Regions from separate parts of the Mus musculus genome. Here region 1 is linked to region 2. A link is a loop called in an ENCODE intact Hi-C map of the cell type or tissue named here. Cell type or tissue: heart. All regions are shown on one strand. Links, peaks and the distances in the headings refer to the core of each region. The heading gives the core; the rest is flanking DNA. Region 1 has its middle 37 kb from the start of Elavl4. Region 2 overlaps Agbl4 (ATP/GTP binding protein-like 4).

Region 1 (7,614 bases), core at 1,474-5,473, 170 kb before region 2:
TTCTTGTATTGGTTTTTTTCTGTTATTATCCTTTGAAGGGCTGGATTCGTGGAGAGATAATGCGTGAATTTGGTTTTGTCGTGGAATACTTTGGTTTCTCCCTCTATGATAATTGAGAGTTTGGCTGGGTATAGTAGCCTGGGCTGCAGTTTGTGTTCTCTTAGTGTCTGTATAACATCTGTCCAGGCTCTTCTGGCTTTCATAGTCTCTGGTGAAAAATCTGGTGTAATTCTGATAGGCTTGCCTTTATATGTTACTTGACCTTTTTCCCTTACTGCTTTTAATATTCTATCTTTATTTAGTGCATTTGATGTTCTGATTATTATGTGTCGGGAGGAATTTCTTTTCTGGTCCAGTCTATTTGGAGTTCTGTAGGCTTCTTGTATGTTCATATGCATCTCATTCTTTAGATTTGGGAAGTTTTCTTCAATAATTTTGTTGAAGATGTTTGCTGGACCTTTGAGTTGAAAATCTTCATTCTCATCCACTCCTATTATCCGTACGTTTGGTCTTCTTATTGTGTCCTGGATTTCCTGGATATTTTGAGTTAGGATCTTTTTGCATTTTCCATTTTCTTTGATTGTTGTGCCGATGTTCTCTATGGAATCTTCTGCACCTGAGATTCTCTCTTCCATCTCTTGTATTCTGTTGCTGATGCTCAAATCTATGGTTCCAGATTTCTTTCCTAGGGTTTCTATCTCTAGTGTTGCCTCGCTTTGAGTTTTCTTTATTGTGTCTACTTCCCTTTTTAGGTCTAGTATGGTTTTGTTCATTTCCATCACCTGTTTGTATGTTTTTTCCTCTTTTTCTGTAAGGACTTCTACCTGTTTGATTGTGTTTTCCTGTTTTTCTTTAAGGACTTGTAACTCTTTAGCAGTGTTCTCCTGTATTTCTTTAAGTGATTTATTAAAGTCCTTCTTGATGTCCTCTACCATCATCATGAGATATGCTTTTAAATCTAGGTCTAGGTTCTCAGGTGTGTTGGGGTTCCCTGGACTGGGCGAAGTGGGTGTGCTGGGTTCTGGTGATGGTGAGTGGTCTTGGTTCCTGTTAGTAAGATTCCTCCGTTTACCTTTCGCCATCTGGTAATCTCTGGAGTTAGTAGTTATAGTTGACTCTGTTTAGAGATTGTTCTTCTGGTGATTCTGTTACCGTCTATCAGCAGACCTGGGAGACAGATTCTCTCCTCTGAGTTTCAGTGCTCAGAGCACTCTCTGCTGGCAAGCTCTCTTACAGGGAAGGTGCTCAGATATCTTGTATTTGGACCTCCTCCTGGCCGAAGAAGAAGGCCCAAAACAGGACCTTTCTCAGACACTGTGTTGCTTTGGCAGTTCCCAGGTGGTACAGACTCTCACCTAAGCAGACTAAATTCCTAAGTTCCTTGGAGTCCCTGGACCAAGATGGCGACCGCTGCTGCTGTGGCTTAGGCCGCCTCCCCAGCCGGGCGGGCACCTGTCCTCCGGTCCGGACGGTGGCTGGCTGTCCCTGGCCCACAAAGGGTGCTGCCTCAGCGCCTCTGTGCTTCCGCCTGTTCCAGAAGCTGTCAGGTTCTCTGGCGCACCCTCTCACCTGTTCAGACTAATTTCCTAAGTTCGGCGGGTCCCGGACCAAGATGGCGACCGCTGCTGCTGTGGCTTAGGTCGCCTCCCCAGCTGGGCGGGCACCTGTCCTCCGGTCCGGAAGGTGGCCGGCTGTCCCCGGCCCACACAGGGTGCTGCCTCAGCCCCTCTGTGCTTCTGCCTGTTCCAGAGGCTGTCAGGTTCTCTGGCGCACCCTCTCACCTGTTCAGACTAATTTCCTAAGTTCGGCGGGTCCCGGACCAAGATGGCGACCGCTGCTGCTGTGGCTTAGGCCGCCTCCCCAGCCGGGCGGGCACCTGTCCTCCGGTCCAGACGGTGGCTGGCTGTCCCCGGCCCACAAAGGGTGCTGCCTCAGTGCCTCTGTGCTTCCGCCTGTTCCAGAAGCTGTCAGGTTCTCTGGCGCACCCTCTCACCTGTTCAGACTAATTTCCTAAGTTCGGCAGGTCCCGGAACTAGATGGCGACCGCTCCATTTTTTCTATTTCATTCAGTATTCATTTCCTATTTCCCAGAATCCAGGGAGGTGTCAATGCTATGTGGAAAATTTTGATTGCTAACTTACTTTCTGAAGCATGGACTTTTCTCCTAAAATGTTATGTTTATTGACGACAAAACTGACTAGGTGATTTAGATGAGCCTACCTGCAGGTAGTTAATTCTGCTCAGCTTGTGAAAGGCAATGCGGAGCCCCGAAGCCAGATAGACTTGGGTTCAGGTTTGCAGATGAATTAAGTGGCGTATAACCTCTTTAAGCTCCAATTCCCTCACCTCTTATTTGTAGTATTTTGTTAGTAGATGTACCTAAGAAGCCCATAGTAGCTACCACTGTCTGAGATTTGTTCTAGGAATGACTGTCAGTACTGTGCCCCAGGAGAGCTATTTCATGGCTAATGCCATCTTTCTTTCCTTCTCAAAAATAGCCCAAGGGCTGGGGAGATGGTTCAGCTTGCAAAGTGCTTGCCATGCAAGCAGGAGTAGCCAAGTTAGATCTCTAGCACCCAAATTTTAAAAATGCTGGCAGAATGGCAGGCACCTATAATTCTGCCATTGGGGAGTGCAGAGCCAAATGGGATCCTTGAGGCTTATTGGTCAGCTAGTGTACTCAACTAGGCAAGCTCCTAGTTCATTCAGAGGCTTTGACTCAAAAGAACAAAAAATTAATTGGAGAGTAATTGAAGAAGGCACCCAATGTCAGGCTATGTATATGCATAAAAGTGTTGCACCTCTGTACAGGCATGAGATCATGTGTTTGCACACCAATAAGCACAAGGAAGGCATGGATTCCAGGGAAATCCATAGGGTACAAAGACAGCTGATTGATAAATACATGAAAGGATGGAGAGAAGGAGAAAGAAAGGTTTGTTCTATAACTATGGTTCAAATAGTTCTAGCTAGCAGTTCCCATGCATGAAAATAAAGATCATGTCTTCCAGACCAAAAACTAGGGATTGAGGTCTCAAAAGGGTACTCTCACAGGGACAATGAATTAGAATATCTGAAATCATGACTATAAAAAGTCATGTTCTTAGATACATGGTAACTACTGCTGTAATGAAAAACCATGACCAAGGCAACTTTTAGGAGAAAGCATTTAACTGGAGTCTTCCTTAGAGTTTTAGAGGGTTAGTTCATGACTATCATGGTAGGCAGGATGGTAGCAGGCAGGCAGGCAGGCAGGCGTGGTGCTGGATCAGTAACTGAGAGCTTAGCCCCTGATCCACAAGTAGAAGGAGAGCAAGACTGAGTCTGACATGGACTTTAAAAACCTCAAAGCTCACTCCCAGTGACATACCCTCTCCAGCAAGGCTATACCTTCATCTTTCTCAAATAGTTTCACCAACTGTGGACCAAAAATTCAAATATATGGACCTATGAGGGCTGTTTATGTTCCAACCATCACAGTTACCTAAGTTGTAGGAAAATATATAAATGGCTCTACAAAACTCAATCCACTACAAGATGTCTGAAGACTATCTGTTAGAACTGCCCTGGAATGATTTCTAAGTTACAGTCTCATGGGTTCTCAGAGAGAGATCAGTAGTTTAACATGGCTCAGCAAGTGGTTTGGGGCATGTTAAGAGCTAATGGCCTAGGGAAGCAGAACTTACAGCACTCTTACTTGAAAGTGTGTTCTTCAGACTATGGTGATGTGCTAGAGAAAGCTAGTGAGCATGTACCACTTCTCCACCTCTTAGGTACACACCCTTTCTCCATGGGCTTCTTTATCATAGTCCTCACTCTGGGTACATTGCATTCTTAAGGAAACATCTGATCTACCAGCTACAGATTCACTCTGGGTCATGTCTTGCTGCATATGTCTGCTCAACCAACTAGGACACAGGATAGCACAGAACACCACTCTCAGCCTGGCGAAGGTTTGGTTTTATACATTTGATATCTTCCGGCTCTTTCAGCACTTCCACAAGAGGGCACTCAGGGGAAACTTTCTTTTTGTCAGAAAGCCTGCTTTAGGAGCTTCTAATCCTGGAGTCAAACAATGACGCTAGGTTCTTAAAATCAGAGAGATAAACTTCTCTCTCTCTCTCTGTCTCTGTCTGTCTGTCTGTCTGTCTGTCTCTCCCCCACCACACACACACCCTACAACATAAAGTTTTAACTATGAAGGTTTTATACACAACTTTCCCCTTTCTCTCTATACCTGGACATTCTCCATAAGGCCCCCAAATTTATTTTCCTCCACCTGTGGTTCACTTTCTTGGAGAAAAGCAGGCAGTTCAGAGCAGCAAGTGCATGCCAGGGAAGGCTATCTGGAGCCAATGGCATTTGAATTGAAACTTGAAGGATGCTTCAGCAATAGGTAGGCTTTCTGGAGAACAGAAATGACATGCACAAAGACAGGAACAGCTGGGGACGTGGTTCAGTGGCAGAGTGTTTGTCTAGCATGCATAAGCCCTGGGTTTGATCTCCAATACTGAAAAAGAAATAGACAAGAACATACAATTCCTGGCATATTTATGGACATAGAAGGGCTCCGCTAAGCCTTTTGGCTCTGCAGAGAAGTGACACAAAAAGATTTATGAGTTAGAAATATGTATGCACATATACATACATTTGAGATAAATCATATGACTTCAGAATTAAAAAAAGAACCAGCTTAGCTCTGTGTGTGTGAGTGTGTGTGTGTGTGTGTGTGTGTGTGTGTGTGTGTGAAATCAACAACATATCATACCTTTGAACTCCCACGCATATCACTTGTCTTTAAGCAGCTGGTTACTGGAATTGACTCTGACTTGCTCAATATTCTTGATCTCTAGATCATTTATCTTTTTCCATTGACAGCTTTGGCCAAGGTATTTTGATGTCTGTACTCTACAAGCTCACAGAACTGACCCAGGGTCCTTACAAAGTTGGGAATGCTAGGGCCAGCACTCATTTACATTTAATTAACCCCATGGATAGGAACTGTTAATGTTAGCAATGTTTAAAGACTGCATTTAGTCTTAGAATTTCTCTGAGCTGCTACAGAATATAAAGTGTGAAGATAGATAGATAGTCAAGAAAGTGCTTCCAGCTGCTCTAACCATCCCGGATTAAGGTCAGAGTTCAGAACAGTCATTTCAGTGGAAGGGAAATCAAATCAAACCAACCCTAGAGGTTTTAAAATAGGATGGCATAAGCACTTTTAAGACGAGATTAATAACAAAAGAGAGAGGGGGAAAGGCTGTCTTGCAGGGAAGTGAGCAGAATAAAAACAAGGTCTATACTGACTTCCTGATTCTCACTGAGGAGATGCTCTGTGAAAATGGATCGGACTCAGTTGAAGACATTTTTACTGAGCCTAATGATATTGCTGCTAATATAAATAATAACGAATATGTAAAAAAAAAACCCATAAGACTCATTTAGCATAGAATGTTATGCTCTCGTGTGTATCTGCTTTCAGATAACACTCTAAAGTTATTTCAGTGGAGGCTGTTGAAGTGTCCCCAGACACATTCAAAGCTGAAGGACTTAGCCCTCCATAGTCACCCCTCTTTGGAGTTGCTTTGATAAAGAGTTGTCCTTTTCAAGGTCATGGGCTCCTGTTAGGTACTCACATCCAGTGATTGGTCAATACAGAGTTTTGGAGTTAGGACCATTCTGTAAAGGTATGGCAGCCTCAGCACTCCTCAGCACCCGGTCTGCTGAATGTTCACCGAGGGTGGACTGCAGCCCCATTTCTGCCTCTGCTTCATTGCTTCTCTTTGAACCCCTTTATCCCTTCCTTTCTCCTAACGATCCACACCAAAGAATCAAAGAATCTTATCAAGAAATGCAATGCAACCAGTGACATTACTATCTCACTTGTATTTTTAAAAATCATTTTATTTATTTCATGTACATTAGTGTTTTGTCTGCATGTGTGTGTATGAGGGTGTCCAATCACCTAGAACTGGAGTTACAAAGAGCTGTAGGTACTGGGAACTAACCCAGGGATTTCTGGAAGAGCAGCTAGAGCTCTAACCACTGAGCCATCTCTCTAGACCCATTCTCACTTGTATTTTTGATGCTGATGATTGAACCCAGAGATTTGTACAAACTAGGTTAAGTACTTGACCCTGTACTTCATCTCCTGTCCTTTACTTCACTTTTAAAGGTGGGATACTAACCATCTTAGGTAGTAAATTAATGGACTGGAATTCATTATTTGATGCTAGATGATCAGTGACTAGAGCTGAGCTCTGGAAAGTGTCACTCAGTGGAAGCTAGTATTTTAGGGTAGCAGGCAATGGAAAAAAGAATAAGGCCTAACCTGTCTGTGCTCACAATAGAGTGAGCAACACAGACATAGAAACAAAGCCATAACTGGAATGGTCACCTTCAGAGGCGCAGGTTATAGGTATGAAGATGAAGGAGGGATGATGTCACTAGGATGTGTGATTTGCATACAGAGGGCCCTGAAGGAGAGATACTCCTGGAGACGTCAAGGAACACCAGAACCTGTCCCCTTTCCTCACTTGACCTCTACTACAAATAAGTGAACAATTTCATCTACAACATGTTGTGAATGGGCTGTGAGGTGGACTGGCCATATTCCATTCTCCCAGAAATCTTCAGGCTGTTTGATAGATCAAAGGGGTATCCTGGTTAAGTCCTCTCCCCTCTTTGTTCAGTCCCAGCTCTCCCTGTAAGTGATCGTAGATTTTGTTACTTGTTAAGAGAACTACTTATATCCATTGCACAGTTTTGAATATGGCAATTCAGGGATTAAAAAAAAAAGACAAGATTCTGTGGTCCAAGCAATGCTTTGTAAATTTTAGCGTATAATGTCTTGACATTAAGAGGATGTTACTACTCCACTTTATTATTCACAGCTGTTTCGTGCATGTAACTGGTGCCCAAGAACATGTGTGTACTGTCTGTGAAATTATCCTTACCATCATCACCATTACAACAGACATATGTACATATACAAATTATATATGTGATATGTATGTATGTACGTATATAATGTCAGCCAGTGTTCTAATTACTTTGGGAGTCCAGTGAGGTCAATGTGTTTATCTGAATAAGACTGGCCACCGTAGACTCATATGTTTGAATATTTGGTTCCCAGCTGGTGGAACTGTTTGGGAAGGATTATAAGGTGTGGCCTTGTTGGAGGGAATGTGTCACTCAGGGCAGGCTTTGAGGTATCAAAAGCCCTCACCATTATATTAGTGTTCTCTGTGCCTCACGGTTGCATCTCAAGATGTGAGCTCTTTGCTCCAGCGCCATACCTGCCATGCTCCCTGAAATGGTAGTCATAGACTCTAACTCTCTGAAACTATAAGCCCCAAATAAAAAGTCTTTCTTCTGTAAGTCATCTTGGTCATGGTATCTTATCATAGTAACAGAAAAGTAACTCAGACATTATATTTATAGTCAGCCAATGTTTTAAGTACTTAACAAGTATTACATTTCATAAAAGGGGAAATGGAGGACTAGATACTGAAGAAATTGAGTCAGTAATTTGCCTCTAAGTTGATGAAAGCTAGGACAGGGCTAGAGTTCAAATGCTGGCACCTGGAAGAAGGGATAGGATTACATTGAGGG
Region 2 (7,614 bases), core at 1,726-5,725:
TTATTCCTTCCTTGACCAAGGTATCATTGAGAAGAGTGTTATTCAGTTTCCACGTGAATGTTGGCTTTCCATTATTTATGTTGTTATTGAAGATCAGTCTTAGGCCATGGTGGTCTGATAGGATACATGGGACAATTTCAATATTTTTGTATCTATTGAGGCCTGTTTTGTGACCAATTATATGGTCAATTTTGGAGAAGGTCCCGTGAGGTGCTGAGAAGAAGGTATATCCTTTTGTTTTAGGATAAAATGTTCTGTAGATATCTGTCAGGTCCATTTGTTTCATAACTTCTGTTAGTTTCACTGTGTCCCTGTTTAGTTTCTGTTTCCACGATCTGTCCTTTGAAGAAAGTGGTGTGTTGAAGTCTCCCACTATTATTGTGTGAGGTGCAATGTATGCTTTGAGCTTTACTAAAGTGTCTCTAATGAATGTGGCTGCCCTTGCATTTGGTGCGTAGATATTCAGAATTGAGAGTTCCTCTTGGAGGATTTTACCTTTGATGAGTATGAAGTGTCCCTCCTTGTCTTTTTTGATAACTTTGGGTTGGAAGTCGATTTTATCCGATATTAAAATGGCTACTCCAGCTTGTTTCTTCAGTCCATTTGCTTGGAAAATTGTTTTCCAGCCTTTCACTCTGAGGTAGTGTCTGTCTTTTTCCCTGAGATGGGTTTCCTGTAAGCAGCAGAATGTTGGGTCCTGTTTGTGTAGCCAGTCTGTTAGTCTATGTCTTTTTATTGGGGAATTGAGTCCATTGATATTAAGAGATATTAAGGAAAAGTAATTGTTGCTCCCTTTTATTTTTGTTGTTAGAGTTGGCATTCTGTTCTTGTGGCTGTCTTCTTTTTGGTTTGTTGAATGATTACTTTCTTGGTTGTTCTAGGGCGTGATTTCCGTCCTTGTATTGCTTCTTTTCTGTTATTATCCTTTGAAGGGCTGGATTCGTGGAAAGATATTGTGTGAACTTGGTTTTGTCGTGGAATACTTTGGTTTCTCCATCTATGGTAATTGAGAGTTTGGCCGGGTATAGTAGCCTGGGCTGGCATTTGTGTTCTCTTAGTGTCTGTATAACATCTGTCCAGGCTCTTCTGGCTTTCATAGTCTCTGGTGAAAAGTCTGGTGTAATTCTGATAGGCCTTCCTTTATATGTTACTTGACCTTTCTCCCTTACTGCTTTTAATATTCTATCTTTATTTAGTGCATTTGTTGTTCTGATTATTATGTGTCGGGAGGAATTTCTTTTCTGGTCCAGTCTATTTGGAGTTCTGTATGCTTCTTGTATGATCATGGGCATCTCTTTTTTTATGTTTGGGAAGTTTTCTTCTATTATTTTGTTGAAGATATTAGCTGGCCCTTTAAGTTGAAAATCTTCATTCTCATCAATTCCTATTATCCGTAGGTTTGGTCTTCTCATTGTGTCCTGGATTACCTGGATGTTTTGAGTTAGGATCCTTTTGCATTTTGTATTTTCTTTGACTGTTGTGTCGATGTTCTCTATGGAATCTTCTGCACCTGAGATTCTCTCTTCCATTTCTTGTATTCTGTTGCTGATGCTCGCATCTATGGTTCCAGATCTCTTTCCTAGGGTTTCTATCTCCAGCGTTGCCTCGCTTTGGGTTTTCTTTATTGTGTCTACTTCCCCTTTTAGTTCTAGTATGGTTTTGTTCATTTCCATCACCTGTTTGGCTGTGTTTTCCTGCTTTTCTTTAAGAGCCTGTAACTCTTTAGCAGTGCTCTCCTCTAAATCTTTAAGTGACTTATGAAAGTCCTTCTTGATGTCCTCTATCATCATCATGAGAAATGTTTTTAAATCTGGGTCTAGATTTTCGGTTGTGTTGGGGTGCCCAGGACTAGGTGGGGTGGGAGTGCTGCGTTCTGATGATGGTGAGTGGTCTTGATTTCTGTTAGTAGGATTCTTACGTTTGCCTTTCGCCATCTGGTAATCTCTGAAGCTAGCTGTTTTAGTTGTCACTGTTAAGAGCTTGTTCTTCAGGTGACTCTGTTAGCCTCTATGAGCAGACCTGGAGGGTAGCACTCTCCTTAGTTTCAGTGGGCAGAGTATTCTCTGCAGGCAAGCTCTCTTCTTGCAAGGCAGGTACCCAGATATCTGGTGTTCGAACCAGACTCCTGGCAGAAGTTGTGTTCCACTCACTAGAGGTCTTAGGATCACGTGTGGAATCCTGTGTGGGCCCTTGCGGGTGTCAGGCGACTCAGCTGGCAAGGTAGCCGGGGCTCGAGTGGAGTGGAAGGGGTTTGTGCCCCAGATCAAGCCCGGGTAGCCTGCTTCCCTATGTACCGCAGTCTCAAGTTCCACGCGATTGGATTGGGGTAGGCGCTGTGTTCCACTCACCAGAGGTCTTAGGGTCCCGTGTGGGCCCTTGCGGGTGTTGGGCAAGACTCTGCTGGCAAGGTAGCCAGGGGCTCTAGTCTCGAGTCGAGCGGAAGGGACTTGTGCCCCAGATCAGGCCCGGGTAGCCTGCTTCCCTATGTACCGCAGTCTCAAGTTCTGCGCGATTGGATTGGGGCAGGCACTGTGATCCACTCACCAGAGGTCTTAGGGTCCCGTGGGGAGTCCCGTGTGGACCCTTGCGGGTGTTGGCAAGACTCTGCTGGCAAGGTAGCCCGGGGCTCTAGTCTCGAGTCGAGCGGAAGGGACTTGTGCCCCAGATCAGGCCCGGGTAGCCTGCTTCCCTATGTACCGCAGTCTCAAGTTCTGCGCGATTGGATTGGGCCAGGCACTGTGATCCACTCACCAGAGGTCTTAGGGTCCCGTGGGGAGTCCCGTGTGGACCCTTGCGGGTGTTGGGCAAGACTCTGCTGGCAAGGTAGCCCGGGGCTCGAGTCTCGAGTCGAGCGGAAGGGATGGTGGACTTTTCTATTCTATCATTCCTGAACCTAAAATCTTGGGGGTGAGGGAAGGAAACAGATAAATACAAATAGTATTTAATGAAACACCACTTATATGTATGTTCAAATATTCTCTTTGGATAATCTGAGGCTGCTTTAAAGGAAACTTTCACAGAAGTCCTATGCACTAGTATTAAGATAACAGGAAGGAAGGGAACACATTATTTGAATATATATATGTGCACATATATATACATACATATATACATATGTACTATATGTATGTTATATATTTATGATTGGTTGAGTTTGTTTGTAGCCCACCTTTTTCTAATAAGGACTTAGGTATTACATGAGCAATTAAGTATATATATTAAAGTCTAATTACAACTTTTCAAGATGATAACCAGAAAGATGATAATTTTTATTATAATTGGCTTTTTTCTATCTTCTATTGCTTCTGTTCACTTTCAAATAAGGTTTTAAAGAATTACACTAATTAGTAAAACTACAATGTTGCCTTTGCTTTTGTTCTTCGTGTTCCGCAAAATAGTCACACTTTGATAATAAACTTTAGTTTTAATTTTTAATTAATTTAAAAAACTTTTTATTTGTGAATTTCACAACATGCACTCCAATCCCACTCACCTCCCTGTCCCTTTATATCCACCCCACGTTTGCAGACTACCTTCCCCTCCAAAAAAGAAAAACATAAATGAAAAAGAATACAAAACAACAAAAAAATCTTGCCATGAAAGCTGTAGTGTGTCACAATGTGAAGGCTGACCCCACCCCTTGCCTGGGCAAAGTGGGACAGCTCACCCTGGTGGCAGAGGTGTAAAAGTGCTGGCAGGCTGACCAACTCAGCTACCACCTAGGACCAGAACCAGGGCTTTGAGCATGGGTTTTCAAGTCACTTAGTACCCACTGCTTCTCATGGCTCTGAGTCCTAATAGTTGACACAATTTGCTGAGCCTTAAGAGAAGCTCTGTTTCAATGGTGATAGTTAACATCAGCATCTCCTAAGTGTTGCCAGCCTAGCAGTTTACTGAGCAAGGTCACACTTAGTTATTTCATGGCAGGATGGTAAGTGAATTGTGTATTTGATCAGCATTTAACATTTCAAAATAAAGCTTGCATGTGCAGACTAAAAGACTGCTCAGATTTTTTTGATAGGGAAGAGGTCTGAGAGTTTAAAAATAACCATAATTATGTAAAAGTGTTATAGCATTTGAAACAGAATATTTGATTCCCTGCTGATTTTATGTTCCACAGCTTAGGCTAAAGTCATTAGACATTGTTAGGCTTTGAAAAAACACCTATGCAATTTTACTTTACTCTCTAGTTTTGTATTTTATTATGGGAAATGATTGTTTACTTTAAAATATGTTCTTTCATAGGAGCCTGTGCTCTTTGAATATCTGGAAATCTCTGCCATTTTTGTCTGCCACAAAAGTATTTGGGATCTTTACTTCATAAAAATACTAATAGGCATAAAAGAGCAGATAATTAAACAAAACCAGATAGAATTCCTCACTCTAATTTTTAGGTACTTAATTCAAACTAAACTAATGAACAAAGTTCAGTGTTAGACTATACTGTGGTTCAAATGGACCTAACAAATATCTATAGAATATTCTGTGGAACAGGTAAATACTTTTAAATCAGGCCTAGAACATTTCCTAAAGTAGACCACATTCTAGGCGGTCTCAACAGGTACAAAATAAGTAAAATGATATCTTCTATAATATCATACAATATGTAATAAAACCAAAGATTAACAGTAAGAGAAACCACACCATGAACACAAATATGTACAGATTGAACAATATCCATTTGAATTACTAGATGATCATTGAAGAAATCAGGAAGGACTTTAAAAAAAAGTAGAGTCACATGATTGTGAAAGCATATTCACCAGAGGAAAAATGAGCTTATGGCTGTGAGGGCTTAATTTACAAAGAACTACAAAATAAGTTATTTATGTAATTCAAGTTTTCAAAGATACAAGAACAAGTCAAACCCCAAAACTTTAGATGGCAAGAACTATTATATATCATGGTATCAAATGACAAAATTGAGACAAAATGAACAATATATTTTAAAAAAATTCTAGTAATGAGTTGGTTCTTTTAAATGATGAGATTGATAACCTCCTAGCCAATGTAACCAATCTAGAGGTTAAAGGAGGAATGTTATAAGAGATACCATAGGGATATCCAGAAGAAAATCAGATAACTTTAAAAGCTTATATTCTAGCAAATCCAGAATAGGATAAATTCACAGAAACATATGTTCTATAAAATTTAAATTAAGAGTGTATAAAATTTAAATATCTCCATAGAAAGTGACATGATTGAAGTGGCAGTAAGAATCTTCCAATATAGAATAGCCCAGGGCTGGACAATTTTACTACTAAGATAGATGAAGTTTAAAAAAAGCTAACATAACACACAAATACTTCTCGAACTATTCTATAAAGAGAAGGAACACTACCCTGCCTGTTTTATGAAGCCAAAACTCTCTGATACCCAAATTGGAGTAGTATATAATATAAAGAAATCAAATGCCAATCCATAATGATATATGGATGCAAAATTTCTCAGTAAAATTAATTCAAGACAAATTCATGAACATAATAAGAAAATTATACACCATGGCCATGATGGTTTCATTGAAGGGATGCAAAGATGGTTCAATATATGCAGATCAATAAATGCAGTACATTTATACAGAATGTATAAGTATACAGAAAAGCATACACATAGATGCAGAAAATGCACTTGACAAAGTTCAACATTCTTTCATGATAAAAGCTCTAATGAAAGAAATTATGAACAGAAAGAACTCAGTCAATATAATAAACATTACATAAATCAAACCGATGGAGAAAAACTAAATTGTTTGCTGTAAAGTCAGGAACAGTTTTCCAATCTTATTCAAAATAGTGCTTGAAATTTTAGCTAGAGCAACGAGGAAGAAATAAAAGGCATACAAATAGGAATAGAAAAAGCAGAATTACCCTGTTTGCAAATGATATGACTTTGTACTTAAAAACCCTATAGGCTTACAAGAAAACTCAACTTGATTAGGATTTTCAGCAAAATATTAAGATACAAAAACTCAAAATACTGTTGTATGCAGCAATAATGACCTTAGCTAACTAAGAAATTAGGAAAATATTCCATTCACAATAGCTTAAAAATATCTTGAAATAAACTTAATTAAGAGAGTGAAATAGTCATATAATGAAAGTTTTAAATACTGAAGAAAATATTGAGGTATCTTGAATATTGAAAGATGTCGTTTACCATGGTTTCCACAGCAGAGTTACTGTTTTCAAAATGGCTATATTCCCAAAAGCAATCTACAGATTCAGAAAAAAAAAAAAAGAAAATTCCATTGTTTGTGATAGAATTAGGAAAAAAACCCAAACAACAACAACAAAAACAACAACAACAACAACAACAACCAGTCCCAGCATGCATATGGGAGCATGAAAGACTCTAAAATAGCAAACCAATTGTAAGCAAAAAGAGTGGTGTTAGCTTTACAACACCTCACCTCAAATTTTACTACAAAGTCACAGTAAGCAATAATATAACACAAACATGATAACATTGATATAGAAACAGATATGTAGACCAATGGAATAGAATAGAGAATACAGAAACAATGTCATTTTGCTATAGTAACCAATTTTTGACAAAGGTGTCAAAACATATGTTGGAAAGAAGTTAGCATCATCAAGAAATGATGCTAGGGAAGACTAGATATAAGTATGTTGAAAAATGAAACTAGGTTCATTTCTGTCACACTGGAGAAGAATCAATTAAAATTGAATAGATACAGAAGTGTAATATTAGAATCTCTGAAATTGCTGGGTGAAGTCAAGCAAAGAACATGGGAACAGGCATTATGAAAATGGCTCTAATATCGCAGGAAATCCCAGCAACTGACGAATAAGTTTATATAAAACTAATAACTTATACAGCAAAGGAAATAATCAGTATAATGAAGAAATGCCTCCAGAATGTGAGAATGTTTTTATTAATCACGCATCTAACAGGAGATTAATATCTGGAATCATATAAAGAGCTTCAAAAAATTAAAATTTTCCAGAACAAATCCAGTCAGTAAATGGGTTAATGGATTAAATAGAGGGTTCCCAAAGGAACAACACAAATGTCTAATAAATATTTGAAAATGTTCAATATCTTTAGCCATCAGGGAAATATAAATTAAAATTATATTGAAAGCCCATCATATTCCAGTCTAGTCAAAATGGCTATAATAAAGAGAACTATTGGTGGTTATGGTTGCTGTGTGTGTTTTCTTCATTGGTGTAGTCTTTGATAACTTGCCCATGATTCTATAAGTAACTTCCCTCATTTGTTCACATAAGCAATCCTAAAAAAGTCATTGGGTGTACACATGTTTGTGCACATGCATGTGCACATGTGCGCACACAGATGGTTTATTAGTTTGGAGAAAGAAGGGAATCATGAGTGGAAGAGAGATAAGAGAAAGTAATAGGACTAAATCTGATAAAACTGATTATATTCATGTATAAAATTTACAATGAATCTATTACATATAACTAATATGCACTAATAAATACAAAGACTAAATAAAAACGAATAATACAAATGACAAGTTTTAGTGACAATGTAGAAAGCAGGAATCCTTATACACTTCCCTTTGGAATGTTCTGTGTTACAGCTACTGTGCAAATCATTAGAGATGTCTCAACAAAACTAAAAATAGAA

Evidence for each region. A loop is a pair of places that touch in the nucleus more often than their neighbours do. Peaks named below come from ENCODE experiments on the same cell type or tissue, not always from the same donor. Only the 100,000 strongest peaks of a DNase experiment are listed, where the experiment ranks them.
Region 1: a loop joins it to region 2, with 5 times the contacts of the local background. A loop is called at or near these places in 3 of 42 quality-filtered maps.

The regions. Positions count from the first base shown.
Region 1 is chr4:110,320,120-110,327,733 of GRCm38, forward strand. It overlaps a transcript of Elavl4 not described here. Among named protein-coding and RNA genes, the nearest start is that of Elavl4, 37 kb to the left of the region's middle. In heart, for the core only: a CTCF peak has its summit at 3,971 (motif pointing right); no DNase peak of the experiment used is centred there.
Region 2 is chr4:110,490,890-110,498,503 of GRCm38, forward strand. The region is part of intron 2 of Agbl4 (ATP/GTP binding protein-like 4); the gene reads left to right. Among named protein-coding and RNA genes, the nearest start is that of Agbl4, 97 kb to the left of the region's middle. In heart, for the core only: a CTCF peak has its summit at 3,680; no DNase peak of the experiment used is centred there.